Regions from separate parts of the Mus musculus genome. Here region 2 is linked to region 1. The links are chromatin loops, found by intact Hi-C in ENCODE. Cell type or tissue: heart. All regions are shown on one strand.

Region 1 (8,000 bases):
GAGCACAGACCAAGCATGCATGCGCACACGCACTTGCGCTTATGTCCTACATAGCCTCGACTGCCTGGACTTCATTGTACAGTGAAGCTTGTTCTAACTGGTCACCTTCCTGCCTCTGGCTCATGAGTGTTGGTTTGTAGGCATGACTGTAGGGGCTGTGTTATCTATTTGCTAGTAATACTTTTTAATGTACAAATGTTGTGTGGCCTCTACTAAGTTAGTAGGGAAGTTGCATCTTTGTTCACTTGCTCAGGAGTGGACCCTTTAAGGAAATAGCTTCCATAGGTGATAGTCGTTACTGTCTCTTTTCCAGGTGAAATTGCCCTGCTGATGAATCGTCCTCGGGCTGCCACTGTGGTTGCCCGGGGCCCTTTGAAGTGCGTTAAGTTGGACCGGCCTCGGTTTGAACGCGTCCTTGGCCCGTGCTCAGACATCCTCAAGCGGAACATCCAGCAGTACAACAGCTTCGTGTCCCTGTCCGTCTGACCCGCGCCTCCTGTGCCTCCTCCCCAGTCCATGCTTCACTCACGCAGACTGCTTTCTCTCCCTAGCCGCAGCGCCCAGTGGCCACTGCTTCACAGCTTCTTGTCTCTTTATACTAAAAGTTGCTTTATTGCACCATTTTTCATTGGGAGCGTTATTAAATGCTCATTCACAAATAAATAGAGAGTTGTATGGACTTGGCTGTCACCGCTTCTCTGTGCAGTGCTCGTGTTCAACCTGGGCAGCAAGTGCCGCGCTTTTTGCTGAGGGCGGTCCCTGCACCACTGAATTACCGTAATGATGTAATAGCTGTGCAGGGCTTTTAAGTGACACAGGTTTCCATTTCCATATGACACAAGTGACATACTTAGACTGTGGCCATGTTTGCTGTATTTCTTTATAGAGTAAATGATTTTAACCTTTAAGGATTAGAAGAATGAATATAGAAAACTCCTAGCACAGTAGAAAGACATCTGCCTGTAATTAAGCTAGTTTAAGTGTGGGAGTGCCCATGTTTTGCTAATCACCAGGCACTGCAGCTAGTTCAGCCCTCTCAGCCTGGTTTGGTGTGTCTGTTGCTAGTGTTTCTTCTCCAACCCTGAAATGTTTTGGTGTGGCTGGCCGTCTATCCCTGCCTTTAAGTTTGAAATCATTTGTAGATGGCAAGTACTGGTTGTGACTTCACTGCACCTGTCTGAGCTCACAGACGCTGATAACTTTATTTATCCAGCTGGTGCCAAATCCTGAGGATGAGACACAGAAATGTGAGAATTTGAGGTCTTCACTCTGGGGAGTTAACCGTGGTTAACTCGTGTGATCTGCCCTCAGTTACAGACTAGGGCGTTGGAATTACTGAGAATAGACAAATAGAGCAAGCTCCAGAGAGAAGGGGATGGAGGCAGTGCTGCTGAAGGTGGATGGCGGTCAGGTGTCCAGAAGCAGGAAGCTGGGTCTGTCCCCTGGGTTTCTGTTAGGAACAGTGGTGGGGTGTGACCGTGTTGTGGTCTGAAAGGCCACCCCGCTGAGTCCTGCCTTTTCCTGTCTAACCTTGAATTTCTCTGGTAAACTTTCTTTATTGTTTTTTGTTTGTGTGTGTGTGTTTAAAGTAAACTTGTGTTCTTGACTGTATTTCAGTATTTTCCAGCCTTATGTGTTACATTATTCCAGTGATAACCCAACAGTTTATTTTTATTACTGTTATTTTTTAAACAAAATTCACAGTTCGTAACGAGGCACACTTATCTTGTGATTTCTGTATAATGTCGGGTTCTATTTGGGAGTGACTGCGTTTTCATGTGTGTGCAAGTGGTTCTGATTAATAATTCCCTCCCTCCCTTTCCCAGTTAACTTAAATTGTTGGTTATGGTAGATTTTTTTCTTGGTAGATTGAAAAGCTTCTAGATTGTTACTAATTTGGGAAAAAGTTTCATTTAGGTTTTAGCATGGGATAGAAAGCTACCTTGTTGCCATATCTAAAACTTCCATAATCTATATTAAATGAGGGTTTTCTGTACTTACTTTGTGGTTGGCTATCTTTTTTTATATTTAAAAAAATAAAAATTATGTTACTAGCTTAAAGCTTAATTTGATATTTGTTTAAATGCCAAAAATGTATGTATGTGAATGATGTAGAACGCCATAAAATGCATTTCATGTGTATATACCCCCTTGGTCTGTACGGAGATAAACACCTGCTTTCTAAGAGTTCCATGCTAGCTTACAAGTTACGCCCTTTTGTCGTTTTACTCTTAGACTTTTCAAGATAAGTCTAAATTTAAAAATTACCACATTTAAAGCTTTATCTTTGTGCAATTTAAATATCAGTCAGAAGTCGTGGTTGGCATACTGTGTCTTTGTGGACTCTTGGCACCATTGTCTCTGGATGGGTGGGCGAATTTAAGCAATCTGCTGAGAAAGCAGAGCTGGCCAAAGGGACAGTTGCTGTTTCCTGGACACTAGTCTGATATACTCTGTGCTAATCTAATCGCTGTTCTTTTGTTACAGACTGTCTCAATGGTAGGTCACAGAATAAAAAAGATGAAATAATTTAAATTCTTAAACGAATCAGTTTTTCTTCCTTTCTTCCTTTTCTTCCTCTGTTTTTCCCCAAAATTTCAGTGGGAAAGAATGAAAGTGAATTTTGGGATTAGAATTTTGAAAAAGTAATGTATTTATTTTTTTTTAAAATACATTCCAATTCAGTTTGTCAAAGGGTGGATTTCAAAACCTTGCTTTTATGGGTGTGGGACAGACTCACTAACAAGCTCTGGAAGGGGAAGGTTCTGTCCAAAGCCATGGCGTTGTTTTCACAGGACAGACCTGTCTGTGTGCCTTAGGGCTTCACAGACTGGATTGGACTCCTGGTTTTACAAGATCCACCTGTAGCTGCTTGAGGATCTTACACATCAAGATTTGTTTCTGTTTCTTCCTGGAGTTTGAAGAGTGAGCACATGAGTTACTCTGGTGATAACTGGGATCTTCACACGCAGGGAAGCTGGAGTTAGTGCTGGAGAGTGGCTGAGTTCTGCTGCTTAAGCTCTGCCTGGCCAGGTTCAGAAGTCCCTTCCTCTCACCAGCTGCATGTCCTTCTTTTAAAACTTGGCCCAGGATGCAGTTTACTGTTGTGTTGACATTCTGAAATTGAATTAGCACAATGGCAGTGGCGTCACTTTGTCTCCAACCTCAAAGATTTGGACCCTTTGTGAACTTTGGCAAAGCCCTGCCAGTGCACTTCCGGGTGGACCAAAACCATGCTAACCATTTAATTTGCCCTCCATCACATCTGCCAAGGGGAAACACAAATCTCTCCCTTCTTACATTTGGGGTATTTCTGTAGAAACCATCATTTTTGTGTACATACACAGCTAAAATTTGTTTCTTGGCATAACTTTAGAACTGTGACATCATCATGAGTCCCTGTAAGAACAAGAAGTAGCTTTGTGATTTTAAAAAAGTCACCACTAGATGGAGAGCTTTTTCTTTATGCTCAGCTTTGCCAACCTCAGATGAGTCGCAGCTGTTTCTCAGTCTGCAGATCCTGCATTTGCGTGTCTCCCTACTTGGTACAATGTAAGTGTGACCCCGAGACTGCCACACCAGAAGCCCTCTGGGACCTGAGCTGCACTCGCAGAGAAAAACGTGATTATCCCTTGCCTTCCCACCCGAGGCTGAGTGAGGTCTGCCTCACCTCATCTGTGGCCATGTCACCTGGGGGCCTCCTGCACCACGCTTGTGTGGGGGCCCTCGTGCCTGCTGTTGATGAGGTCACTCGGTATTTAGAAGGCCTCCCAGGATAGTGCTCATGGGCTGACTCGCGTTCCTGAGTTTGAGAAAGCTGTCTCTTACTGTGAACGTGCAGCAGTAGACAGATGCAGTGTTAAAGAACCAGCAATGTAAAGACATGATCTTTACCACACAAGATGAGATTCTGTAGTAATGGGTCAGTGAAGTTAGACTAGAGAATCCTAAGAACCTGACCTCATACTTCTCCTAGGGGCAGTAATAATTTACCAGTTAAGAGGCCAGGAGTTTAATAGGACAGAATTGCTCCCTATAAGAGAATTGACTTATCCTTAGATAGGTCCAGCATTTGGAGAATGCTGTGGCATATCCCTCCAAACTGATCCCTACCAGTTCACACAGTCTTGGTTTTTTTATTTGCTTGCCAGTGGTAACATGGAAAGTTTTCACATAGACTCAGAATATTTTTTTTCCCCATGGGAAGTTGAGCAATGATTCAGAGTGCGTAAGCTGTAAGAACTCCACACTCTGAGAATGGAATGTTTTTGTCTTCTGGTGCTTTTGAAAAATGCTGCTCTTAGCTTTATGTTGTTGTTGTTAGAAAAACAGATAGTTAAAAGTAGCCTATATAGTTATCCATCATAGAATCAAGCCGAGTTACTTTGGTTTTGAAATGTAAAGCAGATTTCAGAGTCTCGAGAGACTGGTCTGCATCAGGGAGGCCATGTTGGAGATGGACTGCAGCTCGCCCGAGCCAGGCTGGCTGAGAGCCCCAAACCATCCTTTCTTTGATCTGACAGTGCCTGTCCCCCCCAGCCCCCAATCTTCAGTGTGGCTTCCTTGTGCTTCCCAGACATGGGAGAAGAGAAGAAACAGTTGATGTTGCTGCAGGAAGCTGCGCCTCACAAAAGGGCCTTCTTGAGAGGGAAGTCTTTAGAACCAGTTTTCTCTGGTAAAGAGTTGACTTTGCTGTTTTTTCTCCTGTAGCCCAGCCCAGCCCAGCCCAGCCCAGCCTTCAACTCTACACTCTTTGTTTCAGCCACTCAAGGGTGGGGATTTGCTGGAATGAGTCACAGCACCCAGCAAATTTGACTTCACAAATGGGTGTGATGCTATACATTTTGGAAGAAGTCTAAACCACAAGATGATGTGGTTTTGTCTCTTGAGAGCTATAGTTCTCATCCTTACACATTGGAGGAGGGGCATGCTCGTGAGGGTTGCAGACCTATGTCTTGCAGGGTAGTGTCTGGGACTGGCAAGGCTCTAGGGTGAATAGAGGCAAGGTTATTTCGCAAACTGGGTTCTGGGGTTGTGTGCCCATAACGTGGGGTGCTAGGATGAATCAGAACCATCCACTACAAGACCAGCATGGTGACTCGTGCCTTAATCCAGGCACTTGGGAAGTAGAGGCGGGAGAATCAAGAATTCAGGGCCAGCCTGGTGTACATGAACTCCAATCTCAGAAGACCAAAACAATACTACCTGTTCTCAGTCATCCTGTCTGTCCTTGGACATATGCACAAGTCTGAGTGACATTGCTGGTTCTGGATTTGTCCCTTGTAGTGATGTCTTTTCTTCCTCCCCTCCATATTTTTTGATCCTCTGGCTTTTATCAGACAATAAAGTGATTTGATCTGATGAAGCCATGCGACCCTAATCTTCCACCAGCTCCCCCTTTTGTGTCTGGCTCTTGGTTTTGACATACATGGTGTCACTTCCTCACGCAGCCCAGGCTAGCCTCGAATTCCCTGTGTAGCTCAAGAGTGTCTCTGAACTTCAGCTTCTCCTGAGTGCTGGCGTTACCGGATGTGTGATGCTGGGGGGTTGAACCTGAGAGGCAAGCACCCCACCCACTTGCGAGCCACACGGCTCTCGGTTGCCAATTCCTCAGTTGATAATATTCTTCAGATTGGAGTGTGCCCCCTAACTGAGCAGTCTTACCCTTAGTATTTCTGGGAGTGACCTGGCTGAGATTATTGTATTCAGATAGTGTTAGGGACCAGAATGTCAGTATAAAAAAAGTGACTTTTTTGGTGTGTGTGTACTGTACCTGCATATACAGTAAGGACTTGGAGAAAGCCAGTTATCCGCTTGATGTCCCTTTATTTGATATGGTAGAATAAAAACCGCTCCTGGGAACAGAGCTTCCAAACCTTCCAAGCCTGGTCCAGATCCAGGTTTCACAGTGTGCTCAGAAGATAATCTGCAGTCCTGATGGAGCCAGAGCTCGTTGGGAAGAGAGAGCCCCAGCCAGTGCACCGTAAAAGCAGTGACCTCCACCCAAGGATAAAGATGAGGTTCAGTGGATCCCGTTTGCCTTTTTCAAAGCGTTCCTGCCTCCTCCCTGAGCTTGTGCCTTGGCCTCCAGTGCCCCAGGATGGAATGGGGCAACAGGGGCCTACAAACCAGCATGAGGTGCTGACTCCAGTTGTGTGTTCTGAGGTCCCACGTTTGTTGCCATTAGCTCGTCAGATTAGCCTGGCCGGAGTCTGGAGCCGAACGTTGTGCTGACCCTTCGGCTATGACTCTTCGCTCGCCGTGGGCCTCTATGCAGTCCTCCACGGTCTTCAGGATGATCTGGAGTCTGCGGTCCAGGGCCAGGAGGTGGGGTTCTGTGAGGACAGGGCTGAGCTGGTCTTCTAGAAGTGACTCCCGCATCACGTCGCTGAGCCTGTAGTCAGCCTGAGCCAGCAGCTGAAGGTGCAAGAGTGTTTTCCTTTTGATCCTGATGAGATAAAGGCGGTGGGGGCCAGATGAGCACATTAAGGAAGGTAACTCAGCCTGCACTTGCCCCCACTAACAGCTCTTGGCAGCTGGTGTGCTTAGAGATCTTATTTCTAGGCTAACACACTTCACTGAAAGCCATGTGGAAAAGGAATTAATGGTGTGTAATGATTGTGTGTGTGTGTGTGTGTGTGAGAGAGAGAGAGAGAGAGAGACAGACAGACAGACAGACAGACAGACAGACAGAGACTGACTGACTTAAGGTTTGTTTTTAAAGATTTAAAGCTGACAGAACAAACTTCCAGTAGGTGAATGAAGCTGTCTGTCGTCTGAAAACCCAACCTCTACGTGACATCACCGTGCGCCTCCCGTGTTAGATTCTAAAACCACAGTGATGACAAGTGACTAGGTCCATTTTGATTTCTTTTAGACTTACATAAGCAGCCTACTCGTCTGATTTGTGACACAAGCAACTACTACTACTAAATCCCGTCCAGAGGAGAGAGACTTGAATGACCCCCAAGGCCTTGCTTTGGACCATTCATGTACCAAGGGGTCAAATGGGATGGTCTTGTTAGGTCTCAGTCTCATCTTTATAATTAAGAGGAACCCAGTGCCACAAGCCTGGCTAAAAGGTCAGAGATACAGAAGTTGGTTAGGTGTCCTTTAGAGAAGGGGCCGGACTTTCAGTCTGACCCACTTTTACCAGACTTCAATCAGGGCTTGGCTTAGATGGTGATGGAACAGCGATATTTAAGATCTTACATAAAGAAAGCAAAGGGCTGGCGAGTAATATCAGACAGCAGTGATTTCTGTAAAAGTGGGTGATTATCCGAGTGGGTTCAAGATTAAAGGTAGTGACTTTAAAAGATCAGATCTTAACTCGTTTTTTTTTTTTTTTTTTTTTTTTGATAAAGGATGAGGGAGACATCACTTAGAGAAAGCCGGTAGCTGCAGTATGGGAAGCTAGGCAGTTCACATCATCTCTGTCCACAGTATCCTAGACCAGAGATGTGTGTACTGCCCGCTGCTGGTGGTACTCACGGCATAGAAACTCACATGCAACACTGCGCTAGAGGGGCGAGGATAGAGATTTCATCCTGGGAATGTCGTCCGAACCTACGAGAGGAGACAGAGCCCTTCACTTTGGGTGCTCTCTGTGCAAACCCTTCTGGGAATTCGGTGGGATAAGGCGCTAGACACCATGACAGCCACCCCAACAGCGCCCCCTTCAGCCAGGTCCCAGAAGCCTCAAGTTACAACCAAGCTGCCCCTGCCTCTGTAGGCTAGCCCTGGTGGCTAAGCCATTTACTCTGCTTCCAGGAAAGTACCATCTACGGAAAAGATACAGGGAGTCTCAGCCAGGTTCATTGGTGCACACAAGAATGCTCTCACACTGGAGAGTCTGTGCTACTTAGCAAAGGGCAGGGGAAAAAAAAAACCCTCCAAAGGTTAGCGGGAAATAGAGTCGGATGGAGACAAGCCCAGGCAGTGCAGAGAGCCTCCTGAGGTCTCCAGTGGGATGTGGGCAGTGATGCTTACCCTCTGGCATT
Region 2 (8,000 bases), 600 kb after region 1:
GTTGTTGTTGTTGTTGCCCATCTCTGCCAATCTACCTCCCAGTTTTGTAAGTTATCAATATATTTGCGCTTGAATGAGAAGTGCTGAGATTCCCTGATCACGCGCTGGAGAGCTGGCTCAGAGGTTAAGAGTGCATCTGCCCCTCTAGAGGACTCAAGCTCGGTTCCCAGCTCTCAAACGGAAGCTCACTGCTGGCTGTAACTTCATTCTGGGGATGCTAACTAACATCTTCTGGCCTCTGCTGGCATTGCGTGCACGTGGTGCACACACATACATACAGGCAAAACACTCATTCACATAAAATAAGTAAACAGACAAATAAATAAAATATCCTTCAAGACTATTTTGTAGAATACCTGAAAATTTGGTTTTGTGACTTCGTATGTTTTTGTTGTGAGCCTAGCCTTTAATGGCCCGCCATCTCTCCAGCCCGGTTTTGTGACTTCTTAAAGGCATCAAAAGAGGGACTGAAAACCAGTGATTTACTCCCTGTGTTGAGCCTACAAAACCTATGACGACTGTATTTGTAATCCTTTGCTTTCAGTTTGACAAACGGCTGAGGCTGTCTGCTGGCTTGCTTCACATTTCTTGTCCTTCATGTCTTCTCTTGAGTCCTGTCACTACTCCCCAAACAGACTAGCACTTATGAAGCCAACACACTCAGTAGAATTGAGCCTCTGGTCACCAAGATTGCCTGGCTGGCTCTGCCTCTGCTCAGAAGGCTTTCTTTACCCAACTTCCTTCCTGGATTAGGAAGGTGCCCTCCCACGTAGCCCTCTGCTGCCACCTAGCGGTCAAAGGGTTTATCCACCTTTCCACCTTGTCTATTCCAACGTTGCTCTTGCAAAAGAAATTGGATTTGTTTTAATTTTTCTTCTTCTTTTTTGGGGAGAAGGTCACAAGGGTGGGGTAGATCTGAGAGGACAGGAAAGTGAGTGTTATCAGGTACGTGATGTGAAATGCCAAAACAACTAATAAAAATATTGTTAGAAAAAAACTGGGGCTTTTTCCATATGACAGAAATAAGATATTTTTTAAATGCAAACTTTAATTGTAATACTAAAAATAAAACACTTTTAAATAAATAATTTTGGAATTACCCCATTTCTGGTAATAGTCACCCTCCCCAGCACAGGGCTCTGCATGTAAATGGTAAATGGCTGTTGTAAGTTCTTTTGACTTTCAACTAGACAGAATGAGAAGAATATGTCCAGTGGCTCGCTAAGCAACAAGAGTCTCTTACTTTTTTTCTTGGTTATCTATTGTTGAATTTGAGTATGATTAAACTGCAGTTCCTCCCAATGTTTTCTTATCCCTTCATTTATGTGGGTCCTTAAGGGATATTACCATCTTAGGCACAGAGGACTGCTTCAAGTTTGAATTTAAGTCACACATCTAATTATGAACACTAAATGAATTTTGGTATACAAACTGAAGTCTGTCATAGATTTTTAGCTCTTAAAGTTTATTATTAATAATATAAGCACATTCATTTTTCTTAAAGGGCAGCATTGAGAATTGTACATATAACACATTATGAATAGAAAACAAGTAAATTTTTACCTTATAAGAATAGCTGATACAAAAATAATTCACCTGAGAATAAATTCTCTCACTTTATGTAATATGCTATTTCAAGGGGAAAGATGAGAACTCAATGTTAACAATATTAAAAATACATTAAGAAAAAGCATTTAAAAGCATTTGCTATTTAAAAAAAAAAAAGTCCTGCGTTTTGAATGCTACCTGAAAATGTAAGATGGCATTGTAACAAATGTGAAACGCACGATCGGAATGAGACGCTGAGTGACCAACAAAGAACCGGGAAACCAACACTCACCCTAGTAAAATTAACTGTGCTATTCATTTTCCTAGAAGATATTCTTAAGACTAGTAGCAAAGCATTGTCATATCATAACTGGTTATAAGTATCTATCCTTGTCTTAATAAAATGTAAGATCTTACAGAGCCGAACAGTTCATCCTTCTACCCAAAGAGCCCACTCTGAAACGCAGTCACTGGAAGGTGTGCTTAAAGTATCGAAACATGTTTTAACAGAGAAAACCAAAACTGGCTACAAATAATCTCTGACAAATTAAAGTTTTGGGGGAAAAAAAAGAACCCTGCTTTTTCCTAAGAACAGCATGGAAAGCAGGGAAGAGCCCACAGAAGGCAAACCTCCCAGAACGCTTTCCACTGCTTCCTCCTGACCGGCCCCTCTGCTGCAGACAGCAATGCCTTCAACTCGGCAGAGTCTGCCTTTGTTCTACTCTTACTGTTTGGCCACAGATGGAAAATATAAGGCAGGAAGGTGACGCTGCAGTTTGTTTTCATTTGTTGCTAACAAATACACTTGTTTCTTTACCTGTATTGAAAAGAAACAAAGTTCTGAAAGCAATAATTTAAGATAATTTAAAATAAATCCATGTATAAAACCAAACTATCCACTGTAATATGAATGAACACACAATATAGAAGACTAGACAGTGCAGTCTCGACTTTCATTCCCTAGGAAAATTATATTTTACACTGAGCACACACTGAGCAATGCTAATAGACAGTGACCAAGTCTATATGAGAAAGAAGGCGATATGGCCTGTGTTCACCATCTCTATGAGACAGTTCTGTCTTAGGAGGGCCAAACGCTTTTAAGACACAAATGAAACCTACCCTTTTCGGTAACTGTCCTAGTAAACTATAAATGCAGCTTGTTTGTTTGTTTTTAAGGGTATGTGTTCTAGGTTACAGAGTTACAAAAATCACATCCCCCCCAAAAAAAGGCCCAAGGTACTTAAATTCTAAAAGATAGCTCTTCAAGTTTACGGCACCATTTAGCAATGACTTGCTGAGAAAATACAATGTGCAATTTATAATTTATCAGCAAAAATAAAGATTTCATCTTAAATACATCTTGACTATATTGGTCATGCAGTAATCATTAATTAAATGATTAATTAAATGTAAGATCCTTAAAGGATCCAAAATTATAATTTGGTATCAGGAGGCAAGCTACTGCCAATGAAACCTTACAAGAACTTGGGGGAGGGGCGTGTCATAAAATCCAAGCAGACTTGTAGGATGGTTCTATTACATTAGAGTACCTCTGAGATACGAGACTACACAGATGCCTTTAGGAAGGTGGAAAGAAACTGTCAAAGCAATAGAGAAAGTTGCCAGCCATGTGCCACCTTGTACTGAGAAAGGAAAACTTGAATTAGCCACTAGTGCCTAAAGTCACACATTTTACTACCCAACAGGACTAAAAGTTCATTAAATCTTCCCAACATTAAATAATTAATAACTTCACTGAAAGCTTGACCATTGAAAGTTGGTAGCAAGCCCTCTGTTCTTGCTATTGTTCTTTACGTCTCTGATGCAAAAGTCACACCACAATATATGTTTTTACAAAGCTAACACATATACAACAGCCTGAAATACAGTATCAACTACATCATATACTTGTATACCTGTCCATATGAGTCATAAAATCAAATATTTCTAAGATTAATTATCATATTTCAACTCTGTCACAAGAGTGAAACTCTAATTTTTATTTCTTAATTTAACCCTTGAAAGAGCTCCTATATTCTACCATGTTCTGAGGTGACCTTTTAAAGGAAGGTATATGCTGACCTACTTAAAACTCAAGAGAGTCAAGGAATCAAATTTAGTAATAAAGATGGTTATCCATTAAATGTCTCATCTAAGAATAAACTTAAATGAGCCCTGTATGAGGAAAGGCAACAACGCGCTCTCTCCCAGCTCGCAGTCGGGTGTCTGGAGGGAAGTAGAGATGAACTGGCCACCTCGACAAACAGCTGTCACTGCACTTTCAGAGACCTGGACTCTTACATACTAAGACTCTAGTCAGAGTCTTTCTGTGAATAACGATCACCAAACACATTTGAATTTTAATGTAGACAAAAGACATACAACCTGAAACATTTAATTGCCCATATCTGCAGTCACTAGACTGCGGCTTCCCTTTATTTCCTGTGACCAACGACTGCCACCTAGTGGACGTTACTTCTCAACGGTTCCACATTTACACAGGCCAACTTCCACTAAGAGCTTCTTTTAGACATATCAAAGGGAAAGCCAGTTTCTGCATTGCTTTGTGTCTCTCTTCTATGTTATTAGTCAGGCACTGGTCTTTTTAATTAGCACTGGGAAATTACATAATTATGTAACATAGTATAAAATTTAAATATTATTCAGAATTATTCTTTTATTATTTCTTTAAATCCTAAGTTGAGAAATATTGTTTTTGTGAAACGTGAAGGTAGGCATATAGACTACCTTCAGATATAAACATGCACATGGACAATTACACGCAAATTTATTGAAAGAAAATCCAAACCATAACCATGGTGTGTTAATTAAGGACTTTAAGAAATTTCCAAGTGCTTTCATTTTTTTTAATAACTATTCAAGTAATAAGCTTTTAAAATCAAAGATAAGATAAAAGAAGAAAAAAATAGAATAAAAAAGAATAAACCAACTCAGGGTCGGTAGGCTGGGTGAGCATAAACATTCAAAATACTACTCTATCCTCCTGCGTCCTTTCCCACCAGAGAGTGCTGGCCAAAGTCCCACAGCTGTTATCTTCTTCCTCTTGCTCTTTAGTAAGTTCTACAAAAACCTAGGTAAAAGGAAGAAGGAAAAGTCAACTACTGTATCATTCAGAGGACTCTTAACTAAGTCAGAAACGATACAATGCCGTAACTAACATGTAACAAGTATCAAGGGATTTTCTAATATTGATGCTATTCAAACAAAGCAAGGTATGCCCAGTAGCTACAAAGACAAACACATATTTAGAGGGTTAATACATTTTCTGATTAATATATCAAGTAGTAGTGTCATAAAATAAATTAAAATTGTTTAAACAATTTCAAGTATTCTAATATAAAATAATGCCATGAGTCTTTTAAATATTTAATAAGATAAACAAAAGATGTTCAAGCTTAACAAAATTAAATGTACTTGAATTAACTGTTCAATAGTATACATATATATCAAACCATCGCACTGTAGTCAATAAATATAAATAATATGACTATTCAATTAAAGATGTTTTAAAATGGAACTGAACAAAAAACTAAGAGGAAGCTAAAGTTGCAATTCCAATTAAGTTATAATTTGAGGATGGTGAGATGGCTCAGCAGTACCTTTTATCAAGCCAAAGACCTGAGTTCAGTCACCAAGCCACATGGTTGAAAACTGACACCACTAAAATGTTGTGGCACTTGCACATCCACACATGAAACAAGTAAGTAAATGTACCTTAAGTCTATAGTTTTAAATGTCTATAATATGGGTTGGCGTCTACACTCTAAGCCTAAGCAATTGCTACGAGGTACAGTCAACTGTAACCTTTTCTAATATAACCTTACGGTACCTGTTCCAGGGTTGCTTGAGAAAAGCTGTATTCTTCAATGGCAAAAGTGCGTTTTGCTATTAAAACATAAAAATGCATTTTACTTAGTGATATTTTTAAGGAGTGAAATGGCAACTAGTTCTAAACTATCTACTCTGCTTTTTAAAAACTGTCAACAACGTATTCCAAACTGGAGCTGCCCACGTGTGGTACTGCCCTCGGCCCTGCTTCTCTCTCGTCCAGGTCCACACTGATCCTCTGTAAGCAACTTCGTCAACTGTCCCCCATGTGACCTGCTCCATTTTCTAGGTTAGCTCCTCCTTCCCTCCAGCGTCTTGTTCTTCATCATTCCTTTGTTTTCTTGTGGTGTCAGATCTCTATCCCCCATTCTCCAAACACCACTACAGCCTGTCCTAGATTCCTAAATTCATTTCTTAACATTGGCCATTATAAGCCTTCCAATATTCACTTCAAATCCACTTTTCCAATCTAATACGAAATTCTGTTAGTATATTTATTCTTTTAATCATAAAGAAATTATCAGGAAGTAAAAATTTCAGAATTAATAATTAGTCTACAGCTATGAAGATACATAAGATAGAAGTAAATATTATCCTACTCAGAATCCCCATAAAGAATGATAAAAATTCAATATATGTTTCAAATTCTGAAATTTTTGTGAATTATATCCATGAGGGTTGAATTTGCATTATTCCACCGGAAGTCCTCCTGTGTCTCCCACAGTCCTCCTGTGTCTCCCCAGTCCCCCCATGTCTCCCACAGTCCCCCGCGACTCCCACAGTCCCTCTCAAAGACTTGATCTCTTCTTTTTAAATTACTGTTAAATATATGTGTATGTATAGGCATATATTTATATTTTTATCTTAGAATAAAAGAACAAAAGATTATAGTTGCTATAACTGCAACAATAACCTGTCTCCCAGTTCTAAACTTTCTGACTAGAATCCTTTCATTACTTGAAAATTATTTTACAATATTCTCAAATGCTACTTGCCTTCTTCCAACTTAGCGAAGGATTGTGAGAGAGACTGAACATCTTCTTTTGGAATTTTAAAAGCCAAAATAGAAGAAAAGCTGAAAAACAAAGATAAAATGCAGGAGGATGGCACGGCAAACTTAACTACTGTGTTGCTTGAATGCTAAAGCTGAAAACTTTTTAAGTTTAAATTTAAATTCTAATCATCTACTTGATATTCATTTTCCTAAAACCTGTGTGCAGAATGGCAGGATCATACCATGGGACCCCGCTGAAGCAACTACAAGCCTCTCTTCTGACAGCACAGCCCCGTGCTGCTGCTGATACAGCACATCAAGGTAAAAGAGTCGGAGACACAGACAGAAAATACAACTGAAAGCGTAAATGTTTATGATCTCTTGTCGCGGGATATTTGGTCACACTGTGAATCCTGAGAGTAAAGCCTGTCTCTAGTTTCAGTGTGGCTCAGCCCGAGCACACACTTTTAATCTGAGAGTGGGAGACTGTGTCCTGGAAATCCTGTTTCTAGTTGTGGTGAGGCTCAGCCCTGGCACCCACCTTCAGTCTGAGACCTTCCTGTTTACTGTAAACAAGACTGAATAAAGCCTGCTAAAGCTCAAGAGACAGAGCAAGCAGCCAGCTGACAGGGAGGGAACACAGGAAAAACCATAGAGACTGAGAGGAAATCAGGAGGACGGATAGAGACACCCACAGGAAGTAGAAAGGAGGGACACTCAGTTGGGAGGGTTTTTAAGGCAGTGTGGAAAAGAACTCTTTCCCCCCTTCTGGGACACCAACTGAGGAGGAAGGTCAGCTGGGGGCTTTCTCTGCCTCGCTGAGCTGGCAGACCACAGCATCTGGGTCCTAAGTCATCATTTGGTAAAATCAAACGTTTGGGATTTTGTTTTTAAAACAATTTCAACTTTATAAGAAGTATTAAATATATTTTAAAAAGTTGTTACCTCTCTTGGCGGCTTGCATTTGGGAAAATATATTGAATTTCTCTTTGAAGGCGATCTATTTCCAGGTTTTCTATCCAGTCCTTTAATTTAATTTCCAAAAAGTAGCCTTTACCAAACTTACTCTTTAGATGTTGTACTGTTCCAATACATCTGAAATAATTTTTAAAAGAAAGAGCTAAAGGTTTGACTGTTTTCAAAGAATGATTTCTTGCTTAAATCTCTACCACATTTGTTTTTAATAAAATGACTCTGACAATCTTTTACATAGAAAAGCTGCAAACATCATGCAACATGCTCAGACACTCCTTATCATGTCTCATTTTCCCTAATATTTTCTTCTTCTATTCTTATGACAAGTGTGTCAAATCAAGCGACCTCTGTTACACAGCTCCAGCCAGGGTCAGACCTGGGCTGGCTCTGCTGCTCTTCGTTACTGTTTTTTGTTCCAGGAGTCTATCCCAAGCTACTCCTAGTTTCCAGGAGTCTATCCCCAGCTATTCCTAGTTTCCAGGAGTCTATCCCAAGCTACACCTTCAATCTGTGTTTATTTTCGTGTTACAATAGGCTTCTGAGCTGTGGACAGAGAGCCACATCTAAGCGTGGTCTCCCTGCACTGTGGCATACATACTGCAGGCTGTGCAGAGTCTGCCCAGTTCCCGCG

What was found. Hi-C counts contacts between places; a loop is a spot of excess contacts. Peaks named below come from ENCODE experiments on the same cell type or tissue, not always from the same donor. Only the 100,000 strongest peaks of a DNase experiment are listed, where the experiment ranks them.
Region 2: a loop joins it to region 1, with 2.5 times the contacts of the local background. A loop is called at or near these places in 25 of 42 quality-filtered maps.

Annotation. Positions count from the first base shown.
Region 1 is chr11:109,667,117-109,675,116 of GRCm38, forward strand. It overlaps Prkar1a (protein kinase, cAMP dependent regulatory, type I, alpha), which reads left to right. Exons shown (of 11, transcript NM_001373913.1): 11 at 314-2,547. The coding sequence ends at 486. Fam20a (family with sequence similarity 20, member A) reads right to left here. Exons shown (of 11, transcript NM_153782.2): 9 at 7,990-8,000; 10 at 7,507-7,566; 11 at 5,810-6,448. The coding sequence ends at 6,184. Among named protein-coding and RNA genes, the nearest start is that of Gm39443, 17 kb to the left of the region's middle. In heart, CTCF peaks have their summits at 3,449 and 7,676 (motif pointing left); DNase peaks (open chromatin) are centred at 1,435, 3,635, 5,945, 6,285 and 1 weaker place; H3K27ac peaks cover 714 bases.
Region 2 is chr11:110,267,925-110,275,924 of GRCm38, forward strand. It overlaps Abca5 (ATP-binding cassette, sub-family A (ABC1), member 5), which reads right to left. Exons shown (of 39, transcript NM_147219.2): 36 at 7,340-7,489; 37 at 6,396-6,475; 38 at 5,402-5,457; 39 at 1,445-4,642. The coding sequence ends at 4,535. Among named protein-coding and RNA genes, the nearest start is that of Abca6, 20 kb to the left of the region's middle. In heart, a CTCF peak has its summit at 4,027 (motif pointing left); a DNase peak (open chromatin) is centred at 727; H3K27ac peaks cover 736 bases.